Linked DNA regions of Mus musculus: all the other regions are linked to region 2. A link is a loop called in an ENCODE intact Hi-C map of the cell type or tissue named here. Cell type or tissue: left cerebral cortex. All regions are shown on one strand.

What was found. Hi-C counts contacts between places; a loop is a spot of excess contacts. Peaks named below come from ENCODE experiments on the same cell type or tissue, not always from the same donor. Only the 100,000 strongest peaks of a DNase experiment are listed, where the experiment ranks them.
Region 1: it touches region 2 in a loop (2.4-fold over the local background); 11 of 42 quality-filtered maps call a loop at or near these places.
Region 3: it touches region 2 in a loop (2.3-fold over the local background); 11 of 42 quality-filtered maps call a loop at or near these places.
Region 4: it touches region 2 in a loop (2.2-fold over the local background); 6 of 42 quality-filtered maps call a loop at or near these places.

Annotation. Positions count from the first base shown.
Region 1 is chr2:69,789,010-69,791,509 of GRCm38, reverse strand. It overlaps Ccdc173 (coiled-coil domain containing 173), which reads left to right and starts at 2,024. Exons shown (of 9, transcript NM_001077684.1): 1 at 2,024-2,095. The coding sequence starts at 2,047. It overlaps Phospho2 (phosphatase, orphan 2), which reads right to left and starts at 1,773. Exons shown (of 4, transcript NM_028521.2): 1 at 1,554-1,773; 2 at 1,189-1,224. In left cerebral cortex, a CTCF peak has its summit at 1,025; DNase peaks (open chromatin) are centred at 1,043 and 1,901; H3K4me3 peaks cover 1,782 bases; H3K27ac peaks cover 1,131 bases.
Region 2 is chr2:69,860,204-69,862,703 of GRCm38, reverse strand. It overlaps Ssb (Sjogren syndrome antigen B), which reads right to left and starts at 1,142. Exons shown (of 12, transcript NM_001110145.1): 1 at 992-1,142. In left cerebral cortex, no CTCF peak of the experiment used is centred here; DNase peaks (open chromatin) are centred at 343, 744, 1,132, 1,508 and 1 more place; H3K4me3 peaks cover 1,790 bases; H3K27ac peaks cover 1,366 bases.
Region 3 is chr2:69,801,970-69,804,469 of GRCm38, reverse strand. Gm39841 (a long non-coding RNA gene) reads right to left here and starts at 2,332. Exons shown (of 3, transcript XR_866401.3): 1 at 2,232-2,332; 2 at 1,523-1,641; 3 at 1-851. In left cerebral cortex, a CTCF peak has its summit at 1,456 (motif pointing left); a DNase peak (open chromatin) is centred at 1,455.
Region 4 is chr2:69,954,706-69,957,205 of GRCm38, reverse strand. Ubr3 (ubiquitin protein ligase E3 component n-recognin 3) reads right to left here. Exons shown (of 39, transcript NM_177783.6): 18 at 1,100-1,241. Among named protein-coding and RNA genes, the nearest start is that of Ubr3, 59 kb to the right of the region's middle. In left cerebral cortex, a CTCF peak has its summit at 1,364 (motif pointing right); a DNase peak (open chromatin) is centred at 1,297.

The DNA of each region.
Region 1 (2,500 bases), 71 kb after region 2:
TTATTAACAAAATCAAAACAGTATTCTCAGGGCTGGAGAGATGGCTCACTGGGTAAGAGCCCATGTTGCTCTTCTCAGAACCCAAGTCAGGTGGGACAATTTTAGCTCCAGGGGACTTAATGTCTCTAGATGCCATGGCTGTTACATTCGAGTACACACACACATACACCCCAAAGAAGTAAATAAATAAGGGGCTGGAGAGGCAGCTGAGCAGTTAAGAACATTGACTGTTTTTGTAGAAGATCCAAGTTTTGGTGGCTTATCACTACTTGTAACTGAAGCTCCAGGGGGGTCTGACAGCCCTAGTCTCTTTGGGCACCTTCAATCATGTGCACTTACTCTCACACAAACACATATACAAACATACACATAACTAAGTATAGCACGCATAAAATGGTTTATGGACAGTGGCCAGATCTTAATGAGTGGTTTAATTGTCATTTGTGGGTTTTTGTTTGTTTGTTTCTGATTTTGTTTTTAAAATATCTCAATAGTCATTTAAATTCTGTTTCCAATTAGGGTGCAAAAGAGCTTCGAGACAAAAAAAAAAAAAAAAAAAAAACAACAACAACAAAAAAAAAACCCAACCCCCCCCCCAAAAAAAAAAAACTAGTTCTAGACCAACTTGTATGGAAAAGGCACTTGCAATCGGGAGTTTCAAGTCAAATATGAGACCCTATTTGAAATATAAGACCATATGAGAACGTTACTGAGATATTTTATGAGGTTCAATACTTGTAACTAATTTGGTAAAACTCCTGATAATTTTCACTGAGAGACGTGGTCTACACAGCTTCTGCCTTCTAAGTTATATACTCTGCCCCAGTTGCTTCAAGGATAACTCTAGAGTGAACAGGTTAAAGGGCACCTGTGTTGTCCCTTGTGGTGAGGTCCCTCAGCTCAGAGTTTCTGTCCCGTGAAGGAACTTCCTGCTCACTCTGCGTTATCTTGTGGGAAGAGGGCCTTAGGAAGAGAAAGGTACAATTTGCTGGGGATGCAGCTAGCACTGTGTAATTCACCGATCTCTCGCTAGGCGTCGTGCTCCCTCACAAACTATGCAAGCGGCTGTTGGCCTACAAAGACAGTTCAATCCCTGACCTTTCCAGCCCTGCGGAGCTTTCAACTCGCTTAGCACAAGTACACAAAAGTTCCGTCTCCAGAAATTTTTATTAATCCTTCCATACTTACCAGCATTATTACAGTGGAACATCTCTGATAGAAAACCTGAGGAGAGATAGCACAACTATGCATTAGAACGTTCATTATTGAAAGTCGCACTTCCTTTAATTTAGTAATGAAATCAGCTGTACAGCGATATGTCAGGAGAGCCTCTGCTGAGATCAAGTGCCAGTCCACTTTTTGTGTCATTAGAGACTGACTGGTTCCCGAAGTACACTAATTACAAGTTATTTACCAAGCAGTTTAATGTATGTTAAAGGTATCAACGCGAATGTTCTGGGGACAACATTCAAGTTTTAATAGTCCTACGTAACAACTGACAGGGTCTCATATAGTCCTGACTATGCCTCATAAATCAAATCATTTAAAAACACCTTTTCTGTCCTTTAATCCTTGTGGCTCGGTGGTCAAAGGGCTGTCCTTCACCTCAGCCAGCGGGGCGCAGAGTAGAAGCTCGCACCCAGCCTGGGCCTCGACTCGCACACCGGCCGGTTCCAAACTAGCGCAGCGAGTGAGAAAAGCGGCAGCGGCCGAGCGGGACCGAGGGCTCCTCACTGACCCAGGCCTGGGTCGCAGCGGGCCGCCAGCATCAGCACCAGCGTCGGCCGGTTGGTTCTCGTGCCTTACGCAGCCGGTGAACTGCTAGCGCCGGCTCGCCCACTGCTCTGCACTGCGCACGCGCACACCCGGGCTTCGGGCCTCGGTTCAGCCGCGGACAGGGCTCCTTCCTGGTTCCTGGATTGGAGACTGACGTCACTTCCGGCGTGGTTGCTAAACAACCAAATGGTTTAGTTATCGCTCAGTAGCTGACTTCAGCTTGGAAGTAGTATCACCTGCTCTGGACTCGCGGGATCAGCTTTGTTAAAGATGCAGGTGCGCTTTGGACGGCGCTCCGGGCAGGCGAAGGAAAGCCAAGGTGAGCTGCCTTGGCCCGTGCCGGAGCTGGGGTTGTTGTTTCTAGAACCCCAGCATAGGGTGACAAAGTGAGGGCTTCGGTTGCCTTTTGAAATGGGCTTTAACCAAGTCGAAAGCAGTCCCAGCAAGCATCCTTGGAAGTTAGGCAGGTTGGCCTTCAGGTGAATGAGTGGAAAAAGGAAAGAGGACTAGGGGAGCGTAGCAGTAGAAAGAATAGACTAGGAGTAGAATAGGGGTAGAAAAGGCAGCAGTTAGAGCCTTACCCCAGCTGTAACTCGTCAGACACTCGGGGCACTTAAGCTTTGTAATTCGTTGAATAAATTTTGGAATGCCGTTTGGAAATGTTATTGACCTATCAAAATCTTTATAATGTTGCAGACCTGCTGAGTAATCTTTTCTAAAGCTC
Region 2 (2,500 bases):
GGGACGCTGGAAGGTAAGGATGTGCCTAAAACACTACTACACTGGTTAACTCTATAGCCACTTTCCTGTTTCACGGTCTGACAACAATCCTAGAATAAAGAGGGACTGTGATACTGGTTTGCTAGAAATCACAAACCGGATCTTCTGTCTTACTGGCTTTCAGCGCCTTACTAAACCACCCTACCATATTGTACGGAAGTATACCAGCTCTTGAAGAGTTTATCTGCAGCAGCTGAATATAGTTATGAGTTACTGTTGGTATATTTCTTGAGACATTGCTCAAAATGCTGGAGACTGCTGGCGATACACTGGTCCTGTAATGGGAAATCTACGAAGTACACGTCCCACTTCAGAATTTACTGTTACAGGCGCTGGTTTGTCTCCCACTACCAACAATCTCACTTCTCATTACTACAGAGACACAGGTCAATAACGACCTAGTTAGCCCCTGCAAGACTTCTGCGGCCTACCCAATTTAGGGACTGTTTCACACTGAAGACAGAATGGCAATGGCAGTTCTTTGAAGGAAAAAAAAAAAAAAAAAAAGATAGCGACGCTGGGAACCCAATAGCGGCCCCCACTTCTTCGGCCTCCAGTCAGTCCCCACAGAACCCTGTCGCGTTTAACCCGCACCGACCACCCTAAAGACTTAAATGGTCCGAAACATCCGCCTCTGGCCAGTCAGGAAAGGGGTGCAAGGAACAAACCGAAAGGACGCCGTGAGGATGCGGCGAGCCTCTGCCTAAAGGCCCCGCGAGAGCCGCATCCTCCCACACCGGCCCGCCGGGATCCCTGCCACGTGGAAAGCCCCAGGCGCCCGCATCTCTGGCCGGGGCCCGCTCCGTGGCCTCGCCGAGGCCCGCGCCCCCTCGGGCCGCGGTCCAGCACACGGCCACGGGCCGCGCGGCCCACGCGGCGGCGCGGAGAGGAAGGTGAGGCCTGCGCATAGCACAGCCCTTCGTACCTTCTCCTCAGTTTCCAAGAAGCTCACCTCAAAGATTCGGATCCCACGGTCACCACAGCTTCAAGAACAACGACAGAAGCGCCTGGACTTCCGAGCGCCGGCGGGCCAGCCAAACGCGCTTAAAGATGGGGGCTTTCCCGGCAGCCCTTGCGGACAGGTGGGCGTGGCCGCGGACGCAGTGGCCCGGCTCTGCTTTCCACGCACGCGCCGTTACCGCAGCCTCCCACAATCCTCGGAGGAGGAGTCCCGCCCTCCCGCCCGAGAAATTGTTAAATTGCTCAGCAGAATGTTAGGGGCTGACAGGAAGTGTTTTTGTGGAGATCTTTGTTTTTAATGTGTTTCTGGGCAGTATGTTCGAGCCTTCCCTTCTTTCTTCTGTAGCGCTTGGTTTTTCTTTTTTTCCCCCTTTGTCTCTTTTTTCCTTTTTTTTTTTTTGAGACAGCGTTTCCGTGCGTAGTCCTGGCTATCCAGGAACTCGCGCTGCTCTGTAGACCAGGCTGACCCTCAAACTCCTCCTGCCTCTGCTGAGACACTCGCCTACCTCTTCCGGGAGTGCTGGCATTATTAAAGGGGTGCGCCAGCACGCTTGGCCTTTTGCAATGTATTTGACTTGCATGGTGTTGTGGTTTTGGAAAAAAATTAAAAAACCATACAGTTGCTTGGTTTCCGACAGGCTAGCTCTCTGAAGCACAAACTGGCCAATGATTCGAACTCCTGCTTCAGTACAAAGTGCTGGGACTTCACCTACATCACCAGGCTCTTACTGCTCCCCCTCTTGCTGCTGCTGTCTATCTTTGCTTGTTTTGATGTTGGAGTCTGACTCAATGAGTAACCCAAGCTGATCCCAAACTATGCTTCTGCCTCCAGCCACCCTAGTGCTGGGATTACAAACAAATCTTTTTAAAAGTCTCTTGCTCCCAGCACTTGGGAGGCAGAGGCAGGCGGATTTCTGAGTTCGAGGCCAGCCTGGTCTACAAAGTGAGTTCCAGGACAGCCAAGACTGCACAGAGAAACCCTGTCTCTAAAAACCAAAAACCAAACCAAAACAAAAAAGTCTCTTGCTAGGAAAGAAGTACATTTAGAATAGTTTGAGAGACTTCACACTTAAGTCAGGACTGCCACTTTTTACATAACAATTTTAACGTTTTAGAGGTGCAATTTCCTTATGACATCATCTTTTTCCTTCAGTGTTCCTGGAATATAAAAATTACTTTCACAAAATAACTTCATAATCTCAGAGCATTTTGGAAGTTCCCAAACAGATAAACTCTAAAATTTGAAGAAGAAGAAGAAGAAGAAGAAGAAGAAGAAGAAGAAGAAGAAGAAGAAATGCATTTATAGGTTAACTATACATGCCATTTTGGCCAAAGAAAAAAGAATTTACTAGTATTATCCTCAGGTAGTTTTAACTTTAGATTAATTACATTCAATAAAAAAATTTTCAAGTTTCTACTTACTGTGAGACATAAATGCTAAATTTTCCTTTTTTAAAGATTTAAGTTTATGTACGGGTGTTTTGCCTGCATGGATAGACAG
Region 3 (2,500 bases), 58 kb after region 2:
AATAAGCCCACACAGCTGTAGTTATCTTTTCTCTTTTAAAAAAAGATGCCCCCAAACCAAAAACAGACAACAACAAAGCCAGCAAACATATTGGAGAAGAAATAGTCTCTTCAAAACAGCTAGTGAGGAAACTGGAGTCTGCCTGTAGACACTGGAGTCCGACTGTAGACACAGGGAACTACGTCTTTATTTCTCACCCGGTATAAAAGTCAAGTCAAAATGGATCAAAGATCTTGAGTAAAGCTTGAAACTTTGAAGCTAACAAGGTTGTGGGGAGGGAGGAGGAACAGGTCAAGATACAGGCAGAGGCAGGGACCTTCTGAACAAGGCTCCACTGGTGCAGGGAAGAATATCAAGAACTTTAGCGAGTGGTTTCCATGGAATTAAAAAGCCTCTGCACAACTCAGTTTTGCCACAGTTTGCCACAACTTTCTGCTGCTCTTTCTCTCCCGTTTCCCACTATGAAGAGAGGTGGCTTTGGAGATAACCAACTGAAAACTGCGCAGCGCTGCTGAGAACCGCATCCCTTACGGAAGGAAGCGTGGCAGCTCTGCTCCCCTGGGGAAGGAAGGGTTTCCCCAGCAAAAGTGTAAGACTTCTGCTCAGCTTTGCTCCAGGGAAGGTGTTGCAGCTCTACAACGTCACACAGCACAGCAAACCTCACATACATTTATTGGGAGGGAAAAGTCCTGGAGAGAGTCTGCCTCTGCTCCAGGGAGAAGCAGCTGCGAATCAAGCAGTAGGCATAGAAATTCTCAGGGGGCAAAGTTTTCCAGGGCAAAGATTTCCAGCGTAGGGATCGGTGGGATTTCAAGTCTTCAGCTCGAGGAGCTCGGGCTTGGTGAGTTTTCCTGCACAGAGACTGGTGTTATTTTTGTTGATGGTGGTGTTTTGTGTCCGTCTCCCCCCCCCCCCCCCCCCCTTTCCTACATCGAGCCCATGGGTGAGAACAGAAAGACTGCCAGGGCAGCAGGCAACTTTGCCTGAGGCACCATTCCCATGAAGTCACTCTGGGAAGCTAGAGAGGTGGTGCAGCCACCATGGCAGTTCCTGCAGTGGTTCTTCAAGGTGGCCACTGGCTGAGGCTGGAGAGGAGGTGCTGCAGCTGCTCCTGGGGAGGCACCTCACAGCACTAATCCACCCCCTTGCTGGCTGCAGCATTTTGAAGAGAAGGCCATGCACCTAGCGTGGGCAGCACAGTAGAGCTGGCCCTGGTGGTATGGGCGTGGCCTAAGGGCGTGAGGCTTGAGAACTGGCCCTGCCTTTAAGCAGCTGCAGCACTTGGGAGAGCGGGCCCTGTACCTTGCCTGGCCAGTACAGTAGAGCTGACCCTGGAGACAGGGGCTTGGGTGAGCCAGCCCAGAGTATGAGAGTAGTATGAGAGCAGGAGAGCTGGCTCTGACCTTTGACAGTTGCTGCATTGAGAGATCTAGCTGGGGCGGTGCAGAAGGGCTCCCCCTGGTGGTGGGTGGGCCAACCCAGCTACCACCAAGCCCAGATCTAGGGTTTTGAGATGACTCACCCCAGTATCTACCACATTTATGAACTGCTGGAGCATGTGATAGGACTGTTCCTGCGGATCCAAAGCTGCTGAATCTCCATGACACGGGGCAACAACAGGGTGTCATCAAATATCTTCCTCTATAGGAAAATGGACAAAACTGGAAATCACTATGTCAAAAGAAATAAGCAAATCTCAGAAAGACAAACACAACTTTTCCATTCACATACAGAACAAGGATTTTTTGGGGGTGGGGTGGGGGTGGGTTAGGGGTGGGGTTTCGAGACAGGGTTTCTCTGTGTAGCCCTGGCTGTCCTGGAACTCACTTTGTAGACTAGGCTGGCCTCGAACTCAGAAATCCACCTGCCTCTGCCTCCCGAGTGCTGGGATTAAAGGCGTGTGCCACCACGCCCGGCTGCATCTTATGATTTGAGACATGGTCTCTCACTGAATGCTCAGCGATTCCACTAAGCTGGCTGGCCATTGAGCTCCAAGGACTCACTAGTCTATGCTCCCAGTGCTGGGATTAAAGATGCATGAAACCACACCAGCTTTTACAAGGGTGCCTGGGCAATCTGAACTAAAGTTCCCATACTTAGGTGGCAGAATCCTATGTCTGTCTATGTAAATGCAAGCCTCCAACCAACCATGTGTGATAAACTAAGCCTTCCTGATTCAGAAAAAAAGAAGAAGGAATTAGGCCTCTTGCTAAAAGGTATGAATGACCTACCTTGGAAGAGGCTCCTCCAGCCTGTCTTTCATCTGACTCAAGAACCGCCCAGTATTTGGAACCACTTTTATCTCAAGCCAGAACTATCTAGTCAACTGCTTGTGAACTCCTGACTCAGATAGGTCATGTTTATTGTTCCAAGTGTTGTTTGTTTTGTTATCATTGAGAGGGTATCACTGCTGTCAGCATGGTCTAAAATTTCTGGGCTCAAGTCTGTCTCTGTTTGTCTCTGTCTCTGTCTGTCTCTGTCTGTACCCCCCCCCCAACCC
Region 4 (2,500 bases), 95 kb before region 2:
AGACACAAGTTTCAGGACAGCCAAGGTTACATAGTAAGATCTTGTCTTTGAAAAAACAATACAATGAATGAATAAATGAGAAAGAGAGTGACAAAGACAGAGAGGAGGGAAGAAGGGAAGAGAGGAGGGAGGGAGGCAAGAAAGAAGGGTTGGAGGGAGGGAGGGAGGGAGGGAGGGAGGGAGGGAACTTTCTAACTGAATTAAGAAAGATAATATTGTTTTAAAATTTATGATTCATTTATGGTTAGTGGTCACTTACAGAAATGAATTAGAGTTTCTAAAGTTGTTTTTGTAATTTAGTAATTTAAGAAGGCCATAGTGTAACATAAATACTTTCTGTTGTTGTTGTTTGAGACAAGTTATCTTAATTACATGGCCCTGACTGTCCTGGAACTAGCTAGACTGGGCTGGCCTTGAACTCATAGACCAGCATCTACTTGCTAAATAGAATTAATACTAAGAAAAACATAAATTTATAAGAAATTTGGCAGAAGCCAGGCGATGGTGGCGCACGCCTTTAATCCTAGCACTTGGGAGGCAAAGGCAGGCGGATTTCTGAGTTCAAGGCCAGCCTGGTCTACAGAGTGCGTTCCATGACAGCCAGGGCTATACAGAGAAACCCTGTCTCGAAAAAAGCAAAAAAAAAAAAAAAAAAAAAAAGAAAGAAAGAAAGAAAAGAAATTTGGCAGAAGAATGCCAAAACTGGATTAATACAAGATAACTATTAAAGGGGGAAAGTCAGGGAAGGACTTGGTTTTAAAGTACAAGGACCGAAGTTCCACCCAAGAGCCACATAAAAAAGAAAGGCATGGTGGCCTGTACATATAATTCCAGAGCTGAGGAGGTGTGGACAGGCAAATCCCTGGGGCTGTCTGGCCACAGTTAGCCTATTGAGTAAGCTCCAGTTTCAGGGAGAGACCCTGCTGCAAAGGACAAGGTGATGACACCCGAGGAACGAAGGCAGATCCAGGGTGACCTCTGGCTTCACCCACACCCGCACCTACACACACACACTAATAAATAAATGTACAAAGAACAAAAACAAAGTATTTTCTTTGTGAAACTACAGGCAAGAATACATTTCTGTATAGAGACATACCTTTGGGAGTGTACATGCCTTGTTGCATAGAGCCTCCAGGTTCAAAAATGGGAGCCCTAAAGTCCGCTACAGCAGATAAAACTGATTCAAAGCTATAACTTCCAGGAATAATGCCACTTTTGGGGTTGGGATTTTCTGGGATATAATGTATGTGTCAAGAAAACAAACAATATTAATGACTAGCACCAGCATCAACGTCTACAAATTACTCAGTTCAAATTCATTTTACCAAAATAGAAAATGACTGGCTGTAATGTATAATGTTGGCCACAAGAGGGTGACATAACAGTTCAGTATGAACCTTATTGTGGTTTTAAATATATGAGCCAAATAAATTATATGATGAGGTGGCCCTAAGTATACTTTCCCCAAAATAAATTGATCGAATTCCATTAAATGAAAGGAAAACAATTTCCATTATGTCCATTTTCATCACTGTATAAATATACTGTACCCTTGTTCAGAAAACCAGAAAGAATATACAAAAACCCAGCACAGATGTGTAGGAGTAAAGACTACTTTTCTAAAAGCAAAATTTCTAAAAGCAAATAAAAACAAGTGGGTTCACACAAAGGGAAAGCACCAAGCCACAAATACTCTGTCCTAGTTCATATTAAGGCATGTAATTCTTAAACTAAATCAAATTTTAGAAAATGTTTTTGCTAGCTGTTTGAAGAAATAGTCAAAGGAGGCTGAGGATGGGTTTAACCCGTATCACTGCGATGCGGTTGGGGCTTGCTACCACGCAGTACTGAACTGATGCTACAAAATCTTCAAGTCGTTAAGAAAACAAATATTTTCTAAATGATACCGACATACTAAATTTTGTTAGATATTTTCACCATACACTAACACTAAGATTTTAAGGTTTCATTACCTTGCCACTATGATCAGCCTATAATGGCAGTATTTGGCAGGCAGAAGCAGGAGGATTAAGCCAAGTTCAAGGCCGGTCCACACTGTAAGTTCCAGACCAAGCAGGGCTATACAGCGAGATCCTACCTCAAAAATGTCTGCATAAAAAAAAAATTAATGTATTTAAGGGGGCGGGGCTGGATAGATAGTCCAGTGGGTAAAAGCAGTGACAGCTCTTGCAGAAGACCTAAGTTTGGTTCCCAATACCCACACAGTGATTCATAACCATCAAATCCAGTTCCAGGGGTTACAACGCCTTCTTCTAACCTCTGCCAGGACCAGGCATGTATGTGGTGCACATAACATGCATGCATACAAATACCCATACATGTAAAATAAATACTTTTTTAATTTTTAAAAAAAAAACTACTACTGAATATTCAGCTCTATCTCAGGGACCATACCTCCAGTAGGTAGAGGATAATCCATAAACTTGAAAATTCTTTAAGACTGAGTCTAACAAAAATTTTGGGAATATTTAAACCC